2 separate regions of the Homo sapiens genome follow, and region 2 is linked to region 1. The links are chromatin loops, found by intact Hi-C in ENCODE. Cell type or tissue: CD4-positive, alpha-beta T cell. All regions are shown on one strand. Links, peaks and the distances in the headings refer to the core of each region. The heading gives the core; the rest is flanking DNA.

Region 1 (7,292 bases), core at 1,196-6,195:
CCAATCTGTCATTGATGGACATTTAGTTTGATTCTTTGGAGAAACTTTTTTTTTAATTAAATTTTATTTTATTTTATTTTAAATTTTATTTTATTTTATTTTATTTTATTTATTATTTTATTTTATTTATCTTATTTTTTGAGACAGAGTTTTGCTCTTGTTGCCCGGGCTGGAGTGCAGTGGCACAGTCTTAGCTCACTGCAACCTCCACCTCCTGGATTCAAGCAATTCTCCTGCCTCAGCCTCCTGAGTAGCTGGGATTACAGGCATGCACCACCATGCCTGGCTAATTTTGTATTTTTAGTAGAGATGGAATTTCACCATGTTGTTCAGGCTGGTCTCGAACTCCTGACCTCAGGTGATCCACCCGCCTCAGCCTCCCAAAGTGCTGGGATTACAGGCCTGAGCTACTGTGCCCAGCTGGAGAAATGTTTTTAAATGTGCTTCTTCTCATTGATAAACTGTATTTTTCACCAAAAATACTTTTTTTTTTTTGAGATGGAGTTTGGCTCTTGTTGGCCAGGATGGAGTGCAATGGCACGATCTCAGCTCACTGCAATCTCCGCCCCCCAAGTTCAAGTGATTCTCCTGCCTCAGCCTTCAGAGTAGCTGGGACTACAGGCATGCACCATCATGCTTGGCTAACTTTGTATTTTTAGTAGAGACGGTGTTTCTCCATGTTGGTCAGGCTCGTCTCGAACTCCCAACCTCAGGTGATCCACCCACCTCGGCCTCCCAGAGTGCTGGAATTACAGGTGTGAGCCACTGTGCCTAGCCCCAAAAATACTTCTATCTGAATTTTGTTATCCTTTTCATTATGTGTTTGAGAACAGAAACCAATTCTCAGGTCATAACTTAAGGAAGTGTGTATGTAGAATGTATTCTATGAAAGGTACCATTACTTAGTGGTAACAGTGCCATGATCTCATTCAGAAGCTTGAAGTATCTCCAAGACAATAACATTACTTGGGTTATTGTTAATCATGTTCTTTTGACAAACATTGATTACCAGGCACTGTGACTGGCAGGCTTAAGAACTTCAAAGTAGAAAATGAGAAATTTTGATTTGTCAACAAGTTTCAAAGGACTTTAAATTTTTATTTTTGTTTTTATTTTTTTTTAGAGTCTTGATCTGTTGCCCAGGCTGGAGTGCAGTGGCACGATTTCAGCTCACTGCAAGCTCCGCCTCCTGGGTTCACGCCATTCTCCTGCCTCAGCCTCCCGAGTAGCTGGGACTATAGGCATGTGCCACCACGCCCGGCTAATTTTTTGTATTTTTAGTAGAGACGGGGTTTCACCGTGTTAGCCAAGATGGTCTTGATCTCCTGACCTTGTGATCCGCCTGCCTCGGCCTCCCAGAGTGCTAGGATTACAGGCATGAGCCACCGCGCCCGGCCTGAAATTTTTATTTTTTAATTGACACATAATTATATTATGAGATATATCGTGATGTTTTGATAAAATACATGATGATCAGATCAGGGTAATTAGCATATACATCTTCTCAGACATTATGTCCTTGTGAACACTCAGTATTTTCTTTTCTAGCTATTTGAAAATGTTGTTGTTTACTATAGTCATTCTACAGTGCTATAAAAACACTAGACCTTCTATCTAGCTGTAATTTTGTGTCTCAAATGACTTTGTTTTTAAAGACAGGGTTTTGCTCTATTGCCCAGGCGTGAGTGCAGTGGTGCGTTCATAGCTCACTGCCCCCTTGAACTCCTGGGTTCAAGCAATCCTTCTGCCTCAGCCTCCTGAGTAACTAGGACTACAGGTGCATGCCCTCACACCTGGATAATTTTTTATTTTTACTTTTTATTTTTTGAGACAGAGTCTCACTCTGTTGCCCAGGCTGGAGTGCAGTGGCGCAATCTCAGCTCACTGCAACCTCTGCCTCCCGAGTTCAAGCGATTCTCCGGCCTCAGCCTGCCAAGTAGCTGGTACTACAGACGCAACACCATGCTCGGCTAATTTTTGTATTTTTAGTAGAGATAGGGTTTCACCATATTGGCCAGGCTGGTTTCAAACTTCTGACCTCGTGATCTGCCTGCCTCAGCTTCCCAAAGCGCTGGGATTACAGGCGTGAGCCACTGCACCTGGCGTCAAGTGGCTTTTTTAAAATGTGTTTTTTGTAGGGGTGGAAACTCCTCTGGTCATTCCAGGGGTCTTCCTCTCCCCCACTTCCAGCTTATGTAAAACTCTTACCTGTGTGTAGAACATGAAGACAAAATTAAAGGCCTGCCCTGGCATGTACAAGATAATAAATCGTGCTGCCTTTTCCCCCTTTGCCCCTCTTCTGCAATTGAGTTCTGGAGCTATGGTGTCCAGTTTCATCAAGCGATACCACTGAGCCACTCCCTTACAAACGCGTCTGTTACTGCCTGTGTTGTCGGGATGCTGCTGAAGACATTGTCCATCCTATCATCTTGTGAAGATTCTCGAGAAATTTCTTTTAAAGCTAAGTACCAGATTATTATATCAGACTATTTTCTCCCCGCATATATAAAAAGAGTGAAGTAAAATAATGCGTTTTCCACTGTGCTTTTGCTGATAGGACTATAATATCTGATGACCTGCTTATAGTCTTATTTTTCTCTGGATCATCATTTCCTCCTACTCCCTTTCTGCTTTGGTCCTAATAATGTTATTTTCTGTCTTAATCTTTTCCAATAAATCACTTTGAATCCATTTTTAAAACAAGGTAGAGTAAAAATCACTGAAGACCACCGTTAGCCTGTGCCTTTACAGAAGGAGTTAACACAGTTCTGAAGCCACAGCCTGAACTTAAAGCGAGCTGGAGGAGCCTTCCAAACACATTTATTAATTATTATCTCAATTTCTCTGTCTTAAGCTGTTTCATTTGCAAAGCAAATCAGGTATTCAGTCCTTTTTCGGAAGTTGAACAAATGTGTGGGAAAATGATTACGAAGAGGCTACTTCAAAAAGAACCTGTTTCCTCTCAGCATTTATCTTGGGCTTCCTGTGACCCAATCTTCAAGTGACTTTTATCAACGTTATCAGAAGATCAGATTGTCTCACCCAAACACGTTTATGGCTCTGACTAAAGAATATGACAGATCAGATATTCCTCTCCACCTGCTCCCCTCCCCCATCCCTTTTTAGAGGGCTGGGGAAATTTTAGTTTTTAATCAAAGGCTTTATTTCTCCAGTTGTGCAAAGGAATTTAACTGGGACTTTACAACTGAATAAAGTATTTCTCAGAGTCGATACTAATCTTAGCAAGAGGATATTGCCTAACCCAACCTAAAAGCAGCAGAGTCATTACAGAAATATTATGTTGGCCTTGATTTCTACCCCACCATGAGTTATGCTACTCACCAGGTAGCCTGTTTTGTTTTTCATTTTTAGAGACAGGGTCTCACTCTGTCACCCAGGTTGGAGTGCAGTGTCACAATCATAGCTTACTATGACCTCAAACTCTTAGGCTCAAATGATCCACCTCAGCCTCCCAAGTAGCTGGGACCACAGGTGTCTGCCACTACACTTGGCTAATTTTTTAATTTTTTGTAGAGATAGGAGCTTGCTAAGTTGCCCAGGTTGGTTTGGAACTCCTGGCTTCAAGCAGTCCTCCCGCCTTGGGCTCCCAAAGTGCTGAGGTTACAGGCGTGAGCCACTGTGCCCAGCATGTGCCCTGTTTTAAGTGTATCTCCTGCTGTAGTCCGTTACATGTGCACATCTCTTCTGTGTTTACTGTGTACCTGCTCTATGCTGAGAAGAATGTCTTTTCAAAACTCACACCCTCCCTTAGGAGAGAGAGGTGGCCACATGAATGGAGAATGACTGCATAGCATGCTGAGGGCTGTGGTAAAAGAGGCTGAATGGTGAGCTGCCAGGTACGGCATCCTTCCTGTGCAGCTGACATGGTGCCTGACACATGTCTGCCTGACCAAAGGGGCAGAAGAGGCTTCTCAGGGGAAGTTCTGTTTGAGGTCTTCAGCAGTTCAACAGCTGGGGAAAGGTATTCCAGGAGCGAGTGAGTTTGGATGCCATGTGCGTTGGTGGTGTGCTTGAAGTAGAGCAAACGGGGTGGAGGCAAATGAGCCTGAAAAGGAAAGAGATGGGACAGGATCCTACTGTGGAAGAGTTTTCTGTAAGCAGTGGGAAGCCACAGAAGGATTTTAAGTGGGCCATTCACATTGTGTTTTATTTTGAGACAGGGTCTCACTGTCACCCAGGCTGGAGTACAGTGGCATGATCAAGGCTCACTGAAGCCTCAACCTCCCAGGCTAAAGCAATCCTCCTGCTTCAACCTCCCAATTAGCTGAGAGCACAGCTGTGTAAAAATTTAATTTTTTTTTTTTTTGTAGAGACAGGATGTTGGCCAGGCTGGTCTCGAACTTTTGGGTTCAAGCGAAGCTCCCATCTCAGTCTCCCAAAGTGCCGGGATTACAGGCGTGAGCCACTGCACCTGGCCTATTTGTGTTTTAGAAAAACAACTGCTGGGCCGGGTGTGGTGGCTCACCCCTGTAATCCCAGCACTTTGGGAGGTTGAGGCAGGTGGATCACGAGGTCAAGAGATTGAGACCATCCTGGCCAACATGGTGAAACCCCGTCTCTACTAAAAATACAAAAAAATTTACCTGGGCGTGGTGGCATGCACCTGTAGTCCCAGCTACTTGGGAGGCTGAGGCAGGAGAATCACTTGAATCCCGGGGGCGGAGATTGCAGGGAGCCGAGATCGCACCACTGCACTCCAGCCTAGTGACAGAGTGAAATTCTGTCTCAGAAAAACAAAACAAAACAAAAAGAAACAACTGCTGGAGAGTTTGTGAAGGATTAGAGGGAGCAAGACGGGATGCTGGTTGGGATGGTGGTTGGGAGAGCAGATGCTATACACACCTGTGTCCCGGAGGTGGAAAGGGTCATCAGCCAGAGGAGTAACCGCCCTCTCTTCTCAGCTGTTTTGCTTGCACTCGTGATTGGTATAAACTGAGGGAGCAAATGTGTGTCCTCTTATTCACGTTGCCTAGTAAGTACCCAGGTGTGCAGTGAGCATACAAAACATCAAAACATATTTTCGTTTGGCTGAACTCTGGCTAATCAGAAACTAGAAGGAACAGACAGCTTAGAGACTTAAAGTTGGACTAGGAAGAAGTTGACAGGATGGATTAGAAGATAGCCACTTTAGGCTGGGTACAGTGGCTCATGCCTGTAATCCCAGCACTTTGGGAGGCCGAGGTGGGTGGATCACCTGAGGTCAGGAGTTCAAGACCAGCCTGGCCAACACAGTGAAACCCCATCTCTACTAATAATACAAAAAAATGAGGCAGGTGTGGTGGCAGGCACCTGTAATCCCAGCTACTCAGGAGGCTGAGGCAGGAGAATTGCTTGAAGCTGGGAGGTGGAGGTTGCAGTGAGCCAAGATCTCGCCACTGCACTCTAGCCTGGGTGACAGAGCGAGACTCTGTCTCATTAAAAAAAAAAAAAAAAAAAAAAAAACAACAACACTTTAGAGAGCCAAGGAGAGGGTGTCTGGGTACTTAGGGCAAAAGCCCAGTTGAGGAAACGCTGGGCGTGACAGCTAACTGGGGATTTTAGTACTCCACCTGGGAATGGAACTCAAACTTGAGCTAATAAATTGAATCTAGAAATCAGCCCCAAGGCTAGAGAAAGTGCCTGCCTTGCTCCTAGTGGAAGCTACTAGAAACTGAGAAGCCAACCCTGTGTGTCATAGGCCAGGCTGTGCCTAGCTCCATAAGGAAGCTCTGCGTTGTGCTTAGCCTTGAGATTCCCATCCTTAGATAATGTGGGCACCCTGAGATTATGTGAAGGAGGGCAGAGAAAAACCAAGAGCAGGGTCAATGACATGGACAGCAACAAGCAGAGCCCCCTTGGCATTTGTAACAGAGGTGACCCTTTGTAACTGTAGCCCAACAATGTTTCCATAAAAGACAGCCATAGATTTGAGCCAAATCATTTTTTGATTCATTTTTCCAATAAATAATTATTACCCCCTAGATGCCAGTTACAGATAGTTTATTCATTGGCAAAAGGTGGAGGTATGATAGCCAGGAGGGAAAGGTTCAGACTTACTGTCAATGTCATATTCCACACACAGACAAAAGGCATGTCCCATGAAGCAGGCACGGGCTGTGGCTGAGTTTGCTACATAAATGTGCTCAGATGACAAGCATCTTAACTTTCACTTAATCCTGAAGGTTTTTCACCCTCTGTTTTTTGTTTTGTTTTTTTTTTTTTGAGACAGAATCTCGCTCTGCCGCCCAGGCTGGAGTGCAATGGCACGATCTTGGCTCACTGCAACCTCCACCTCCCAGGTTCAAGCGATTCTCCTGCCTCAGCCTCCCGAGTAGCTGGATTACACGTGTGCACTAGCATCCCCAGCTAATTTTTGTATTTTTAGTAGAGACGGGGTTTCGCCATGTTGGCCAGGCTGGTCTTGAACTCCTGACCTAAGGTGATCCGCCTGCTTCAGTCTCCCAAAGTGCTGGAATTACAGGCGTGAGCCACTGCGCCCGGCCTCACCCACTGTTTTTATAAGTATCCCCCTCAATTTGTGTTCTCATTGTCTTCGGAAATTCAAAGGCTTGTTGTTGTTGCATGTTTGCATCCAGAGTCCAGGACTGCCTGACTGGGAGTAAATGGAAATGTGAGTTGCATCTTGCCTAATGAAGCTTATGTGATGACAGACCTGCTTAGAGTCTGCATGTGTCCTTTCCATGGCGTGCTCTAAATCTTCCTACTTTCCTTTACCATCCTGTCCTCATATACAAACTGTAACCCACTACCCATATCCTGTGGCAGACTACAACTCACATTAGCCATTGAATGCAAATGAGCCTCAATCAAAGAAGAAAGGAAATTAAAATTTACAGTATGTGTCTTCTCCGGTTGGCCTGAGGAGCCTCCATGACTCTCATAGCTATTTATTGCCCTTGGCATGCTGGTATTTTATGTGGGCAGGGTGAAACTGGCTGTGGTCAGGGTGAGACTTGAAGCTTTTGATTTGTTCCCTTATTTTGAAAGGGTTAAAAAGATGTTACATGTTTTGGTGTAATTTTAGTACTCATATTAATTTTGTCACATCTCTGTAAGCGAGGATGAAAAGAGAGTGCTCAATCACTGTTACTAGATCCATATTCTTACAGAGAACAAGTCTTCAAAAGGCAAGTTTTGATGACACTTGGGTTTTTTTCCCCCTTTTAATTTCTTTTAAATAACAGCTTTATTGAGATAGAATTCACCTACTACGAAATTTATCCTTTTAAAGTGTACGAGTCAGTGCTTTTTAGTATGTTCATAGAATTGTG
Region 2 (7,292 bases), core at 708-5,707, 620 kb after region 1:
CTACCTGAACTGTGGAATCTCCTGGCCCTTATCAGCCACACATGGGAACGGTGAGCCTTTTCCCTAGGTGGTCAGGCTTGGGGGTTTTCATTAATGAACCTTTCCAAGAACCGACAGCCCACCCACCCGCCTTCCTGAGGGCTCTCCAGCCCTCCCTGGGCAGTCTGAATGGGCCTGAGGCTGCCCCCTCCCTCTGAGGGGCACAGTTTGGACTTCCTGGCCTGGAATGGCTGGGGTGGGGCGTGGGAGACACTTAGATAGGGCTCCCCATCCTGCCTGTAATCCCAGGGGCCTTTGGGCAGGCTATGCCCGCCCTGGTGCCTCATTCTGACTCCAGCCTTCCTCTTCTCTGGCCACTGTGAGAGACTTGAGTGTGAGGGGAGCTCTCACAGACCTGCCCCACTGACAGTTCACATGGGCTCCCACCCAGGACCTGGAGCAGGGGGCAACCTCAGTCCAGTAAGGGGGGACCCCTGCCCCTGTGAGCAGAGGGAATGACCACCATGTGCACATCCAGCAGCGAGACTGCAGCCACTCTCAGCAAGCTTCAGAGGGGGTGTGGCTGGGTCAAGTCGGGACCCAGAGTCTGACTCTTGGCTCTGGAGCCACCTTCCTGAGTGACTCCCCTCTCTGGTTATGTGAACCTTGATTCCCTCTGCAGAGCAGGTTTGCCCCTCTGAGGTTCGGACTACACTCCTATATGTAGCCCCCAGAAGACACCAGGAGCTTCAGGCTGGCTCCAGGGCTGTGGCTGCATCCATCTCAGGTACAGGGACAATGGCTTCCCCAGCAAGGCCCTCCAGGCTTAATTTCCTACATAACCCCAGCATCCCCCAACTCCAGAGGCCTTTCTGTGGAAGTGTGGAAGTAGGAAATCTAAAGGCTCTTGAGGGGCTGACAAGTGTTTGATTTTCACAATGGAGTTCAGAGAAGACAGCACGAGTTTGTGTTTGCACAAGGTATCTGGCTCAAGCTGCCCCATGCCTGGGTTTCATAGCTAAAGGGGTGTGGGCCCACACGTGCCCATTTCTGGGTGTATGTGTGCTGCTGTGATTGGTTGTACATACAGGTGCCTGGTAGAGGGGAGGATGTTTTCCATGCAGATGCATCTATTGAGTCCTCTTACCTGCTTTATGAAAGGCTCCAGGCCTCTGAAGGTGACTCTGATACTGGAGAAGCTCCCTACTCCAGGTGCAGTGCCTCTGGGCCCTAGAGGCTGATTCAGCCTAAACCAGTGGGGTTGGACACAAGCGAGAACATTCTGCTGGACTCAGGTTGGCGAGCCTTCAGAGAGCAGGTGGAGTTCATGGCTTTAGCACTGTGGTCTGAGTCTGCAGCCCTGGCCAGTTTCCCTGTACTGTGGGAGTTTTTCTGACCTTGCATAGAGAAACCAAACCTTAGTCCTCCAGACCCCACTGTGAGGCCAGCCCCATCCATCTGAGCCTGCGTAGAACACTCCTAGTGGCCAGGCTGGGGTGGGAACATGAAATGTCCAGGCCCTGGCCCTTTCTCCACCTTTTTTGCAAGGCCTTGGCTCAGCTCTTTCCAGGGAGCTCTCGGGGGAGAGATGAGGACATGGATACTACATGTAGATATCACATGTGTTGGATAGCACCCTGGAGGCTGGAGGGCAGGGAAGGGAGCCATAGATAGTGGTTCAGCTGATGGCCAGGGAGGCAGAGAGCCTGTATGACCCATCTGGGAGAGAAGGTCACTTTCCTCCTAGAAATGAGTTGTCATAGCTCAGACAGTCAGTCAACAAGTCTTTCCAATCCACACCAGGACCTGTTCTGGGGAGGTAAACGGGACCCTCCCACTGGCCCTCACATTTGGCCCTTGAGGCTCCCAGTCTGGTAGGAAACAGACTGCAATGGACCCTCCCATGGTGTGACCTTGACTCGGCAGGGGGAAGTCCAGAGCTGAGGGATCCCAGAGGGCCACCTTCTCTAGCTTGGGGATCCAAGGGGACCAGAGAGCTTCACTAGAGATCCTGCCTGCAAGCCCAGGCTGAAAGGCTAGAAGTCAGGTGGGTACGTTGGGTTGGAAGGAGAGGGGCAGGAGAGGACAGGGGAGAATGTTCTGGGCACAGGGAGCCCTGGGGTTTTAGGAATGGGTATAAGGAACAGCAGGCAGACTCCAGAGAGATTGAGGAGGTAGAATCTCAACAGGACTTGGTGCTATAGTGAAGTCACTCAGTCATTCATTATTTTTTGAGCATCTACTAGGTTCCCAGCAGGGAAAAGGGACATAAGGATGACAAAAACGGTCAGGGTCCTGCCTCCAAGGACTTTTTAACCCCATCCATGGAGGAGCAAGATTAGTCTACTCACCCCCCTCCCCCCCCACCAAAGTGTGCTTTGAATGTGAGTAAGAGGAGTTAGAATCACTGTCCACATGGCTAAGGTGAGGACCCAGGGGACAAAGGAGCAGATCTTCAGAGCGTGAGGCCCACGGGAAGTTTTGGAGTTTCAGAGTCTGCATGTACAGGAGACAGATCTGGCAGCGGTACATGTCTGTGTGGTAGCTGAGGCCACGGAAGTTATTCAGGAAGAAGAGCTGAGGGCCAGCAAAGCTGTGTTTAAGGGCTGGGACATAACAGATGGGCAAGTAACAGGCCAGTGGCCAAGGGCCTAGGAGGGAAGGAAAGGAGGAAAGCAAGAGTCATAATAAGAAATCCATTTCGGCAGTGGTGGCCTGCAGGTGCCCAAGTCAGCACAAACAGGACAGAAATCCATGGGTTTGGTGATGAGGTTTGTGGGCAGCCACACATCTTTCTCATGGAAAGATGACATCAGGGCTGAGGCCATGACACAGGCAGGCATTCCTAGATTGCACTGTATTTTAAACAGTGTCAACCGATAGCCAGCCATGCTGACTCAGGGGCTCCGATGGGGCTGTGGCAGGGCAGAGGCGGGGACCACGATGGGTGGTATGACCCCTCTGGGGCCCCCCTTCCTACAGAGACAGGAGAAAACCCTCTGGAAGGAGTTTCCTATGCGTGTCCACCCCACAGGCTCTGTAGGAAACAGGGGCTTGAGTCACTCCAGGATCCTTATCACGAGAGACATTATCACAAGGGGAAGGAAATGGGCCTCAAAGTCCCTTCGGTACCATGGCACCCCCGCACAGGCTTTGGGGCTGATCTGATCCTTCTTTGACCTGTCCAACCCTTGATGAGGGTTCTTGTTATCTCTGGGGACCTGAGATCTGGGAGACCAGTGGTCAGCCCAGTCCACACAATCAGTGACCGCAGAACCAGAATTTGAACCCATATCTGTTCCTGCTATCCTAGCATTTTCCATTGTCTTGGGGTCAGGAAGTTGGGAAATGCTGATCACCTGGCTGGACCAGCAGGGGGTGGACCCAGCGTGCTTGTCCCCTCAAGGCAGCTGTAAAGAGAGATGCCTGCCAGGTGTTCGCAGGTAGGCTGGAGTGGCCTGTGACTGTCCCAGGGAAGTCTGGGCTGAAGGCAGAGTTTCCCCAGCAGATCCTGCCATCCAGGCATCTCTATGCCCCAGGCTTGGGCTCTTGCCCTTACCCAGCCACCACCAATCCCTGAAGCCTAGGAAAGTCCCTCCTCCCTGAGCCTCAACCCCTGCATCTGTACAATGGGTTAATGGCCACTGCCTCACCGAGGAAACTGTTGCCTGCCCCAGGAAACTCTGTGGGAGATCCTCCCAGGGAAGAGACAATCCTTCAATTTCTCCTCTGCCCAGTGCTAGGGGAGATTTCTGAAGCCCAAACTGGGCAGAGGAGCGAGGCCTGCTGGAGTTTCCAGGGACAGCTGCCCCTTGCCCAGCCCTAGCCGCAGAGGGCAACCTTCTGGACACACGTGGTGAGGTAGGGAGTCCGGCCTCCACCTGAGTCAGGGCTCCTGGGTCCTGCATCACCGACAGGAGATCCTGGTACCGCATGGCACCATGAGTGGTTTGTCCTTCCCTTGTCACTCCAGGCCACACCAGACATATGAAGCAACATCTCTGGCTTCTGCGGTTTCAGCCCCATTCTGTCCCCACGTGCATCCCCTCTGTCTCGGTCCCCAAATGTACACCTCAAAAAGGGAAGCTGCCCTCGCCAAGCTCCAATTCCAGTTTGGCCTCTTGGTATTCCCAGGTTCCTGGCACTGGGGAGTGCCAGGGAGGCCTGGGAGGATCTGAGGGTGGTTAACCCTCAACCACATGTGGTCTCTGCATCTATTCAGCCAAGCTTCCGGGAGGGTTTGCTGCGGAGTACGCACCTCACAGGCCCCTTGCACTCGGAGAGCTCACTTCTGGTGGTCCCATGGGGTGGGGGACAGGGAGCACAAGGCCCACACTCATAGGCAGAGACATGGAGACCATTTGCTGTGATGGGGGAGACACAAGGTCACAGGGAAGTTTGAGAGGTCAGCCCATGTTGCACTGGAATGGCAAGTTTGAGAGGCCAGGGGACCTCCAGGAAGACTCAGTCAGTTGTGGCCATGTGGGTCCGGAAGTCAGGGCATTTGGAAGTCACTGGTAAAGAGGAGGCTCCCAACACCAGAGGGGCTGTGGAGAGTGAGCCAGGCAGAAAGTAGTGGCGGGGTGTCAACTTTTGAGGATGGCCAAGGACAATGAGACCTCCTTGTTTGCTTCTTTGTTCTTGGGGCTTCCTTTTTTTCCCTCAGGATCTGGCAACTCCACCATGCACATCACTCAGGCAGAGGAGTCCTTGTGGACACAAACGCCCAATGGGTGTGCCAGGCCTTCCCACCACAGTGCCCTCCCTGACCTGTGTCTACTACTCGCCTGGTGTACTCCCTCTAGGGCCAGAAATGCATCCCCTGCTCCTGAGTCTCTGCTCTGAGCCTCATCTCTGGCTGGGAGGATCATCAGGCACCCAGAGGGGCCACAGCCTATGTGTGCCCTCTTGGGAAGAGCCATCGGGAGGTGCATTAAAAATCAAAAGCAGGAGAAATCATGAGACCAGAAGCCTGTTTAATTTCTGAAGTCCTGCAGGCATCCGTTCCTGCCCTCTATGTCTGGAGCTAGAGTCTGGGTCAAGATGCCAGGTGGAAGTCCCAGGCCCTTGCCCGGCTCGCGCACCTGCATCCCCCTGGAACTGATGGGTCAGAATTGAGGTGGCAGATGTGGGCTTTCTGCTCTCAGCAGGACGAGTGGTTCTGGAATGAGCCTCCTCCAAGACTCTTCTGGATCCCTCACGGGTCCCTCAGACTTTCCCTGAGGCCCTGTTTGGGCAGGCACAGCTCGCTGCATGTCCTTGGCCTGTGGCCTGCCCCTTCTGAGCCCCGGCTGGCTCACCCCACAGGGCATGCAGCACTACTTTTGCAGGCTGTTGGGAGATGCACTGGATATCTGCAAGGGAAGGTGTTTCTGTTTTGGTTTTCTGTTTTGGCTTGCTAGGTGCCTCCATCTAGCCTCAGTCTCGCTGTCCATCAAAGAGAGGGAATGGTTACCAGGGTCCGGACCAGCCTCCCAGCCTTCTCATTCCCTGGAGGTGAGTGTAAATTTAGGTTTCCCTCATGGGAAGTGGGCCTGTGTAGACCCCTCCCCAGGGCCCTAAAGCCTCCCCACCCCAGCCCCAGGAGGCAAACGCCACCTGCATCCTGGTGCTCGAGCCTGACTGATGGCAAAGTGGCTGAGCCATACAGATTTTCCAGAAAGAGCCAGCTTGGAACACCAGGACAGGGAACCATCCTCCTCAGTCTTTCCACTTGTCCTGGTGGGGAGGAGGTGGTCCAAGGCTGCCAGGGGCAGCTCTTGAGTCTGGCCATCAGCCTGGGAGAGCAGGGGAGTCATGTTGATCACAGACCCACTGCATGGGGACATCCTCCCTGATTCAAGGCTCTCTGAATGGTAGTGGCGGCTGCCCAGTGTTTTTATTCCTTATGCTCAGGAGGGCCTCGGCCCAGCCCATGGGATCAGGACACAGAGCAGGTGCGCAGCTGGTGCTCACGAAGGGAGGCAGGGAAGGAGACCCCTGCTCTGCTGCTCGGCCTTCGCTCCGGCGCCCGCTGCCCTCCGTTGCCTCCCCACAGCTGTCCTCCCTCCCTGACACCCTGACTTGGCCCCTCAGGGCACACACATCATCCACACAGCCTGCTGTCCTTGCTGCCCGCTGATCTCCAGCACAGCCCACTTTCCCTCCAGGAAAGGGCTGAGTCTCCAAGTGCAGGCCCCAGGCAAGTCTCTGCCAAAGCAGGTCCCGGGAGCACCCTGGGTCAAGGGCTCATGAGTCTGAGGAGGAGGGAAGGAGGCCTCACACCAGAAGGATTCCATGGACCCCACAGGGCAGGGAGGGCTCATGGAAGGGAAAGGGAAGGGGTCACTCATGAGCCATGGCTGGAGGTAGAGTTGAGCTTGGGGTCTTTGGGGAGCCTGAGTGGGAGCTGGAGGAGGCCTTGACAACCAGCCATGGCAGGGGACAGCTGGGAGCCAGGGTCTCTCTCAGAAGTTCCTTAAGGCATGGGGACAGAGACAAAGAGGAGCACAGAGGACCACCTCCCTGGATCTAAGCCCCCAATGTGTGTGTTGGTTGTGGGGAGGGGGTGCCAGGTAGGAGGACAGGACAGATGGGCGTGTAGAGGCATTTACTGGGCAATATGAGAGTGGTCAGGTGAGAAGCATGGAGCTGAGGCGCTAAGGCTGCGCTGCTCACTGTGGGCCTGGAACCAGGAGGTTGTAGGGCAGAAGTTAACACGGGAGGCTTGGATCCAGTCAAGGGGAGACCCCAGGCACATCCAGGGTCAGACTTAAAAGAATTCCTGGGCCTCAGTGGGCATTAGTGAACCACTGTTGCTTAAGGATTCAGAGGCTCTGGACTCAAATAACCTTCATTTTTCTGCCTCAGTCTCTGTCTGTGTAATGGGGATAATCACAGCCTGGGTGCCTGGGTCATTGTGGGGATTCTTTGAGTCCCTTCTCAGTCCAGGAGGGCAGCAGCAACTTTGCTGACCCACCTCGTTGAGCTTGATCTGAGGCTTTCAAGGGGGAAAGTTGGGCCCCTAGCCCCCACCCCTGGTCCACACCACCTCTGCCTCCTCTCCCTCTCTCCCACCATGGGTCCCCCATCTTCCTGGGCCCAGGGATTCCCCTCTGCTGGACCAGCCCCTATTTCCTCCAGCACCTCTCTCCCTCTGCCCTTGCTCCTTCTTGTTGGTGTTAAACACACAGTGTCTGCCATGGCTCCATCCTGTCCTTCCGCCTCCCTCCACCCACCCCTCCTCAGGCCACAGTCGTCCAGTCTTACCGTCTCCACAGCGGCCAGTCTGGGCTGGGCTGGCCTGGGATCAGAGAGGGAGGAATGGGGAGAAG

What was found. Hi-C counts contacts between places; a loop is a spot of excess contacts. Peaks named below come from ENCODE experiments on the same cell type or tissue, not always from the same donor. Only the 100,000 strongest peaks of a DNase experiment are listed, where the experiment ranks them.
Region 2: a loop joins it to region 1, with 7 times the contacts of the local background. A loop is called at or near these places in 2 of 110 quality-filtered maps.

The regions. Positions count from the first base shown.
Region 1 is chr5:132,684,751-132,692,042 of GRCh38, reverse strand. It overlaps a transcript of KIF3A not described here. Among named protein-coding and RNA genes, the nearest start is that of IL4, 14 kb to the right of the region's middle. In CD4-positive, alpha-beta T cell, for the core only: no CTCF peak of the experiment used is centred there; DNase peaks (open chromatin) are centred at 3,062 and 3,842.
Region 2 is chr5:132,066,417-132,073,708 of GRCh38, reverse strand. No RefSeq gene overlaps it. Among named protein-coding and RNA genes, the nearest start is that of CSF2, 3.7 kb to the left of the region's middle. In CD4-positive, alpha-beta T cell, for the core only: no CTCF peak of the experiment used is centred there; DNase peaks (open chromatin) are centred at 2,938 and 3,958.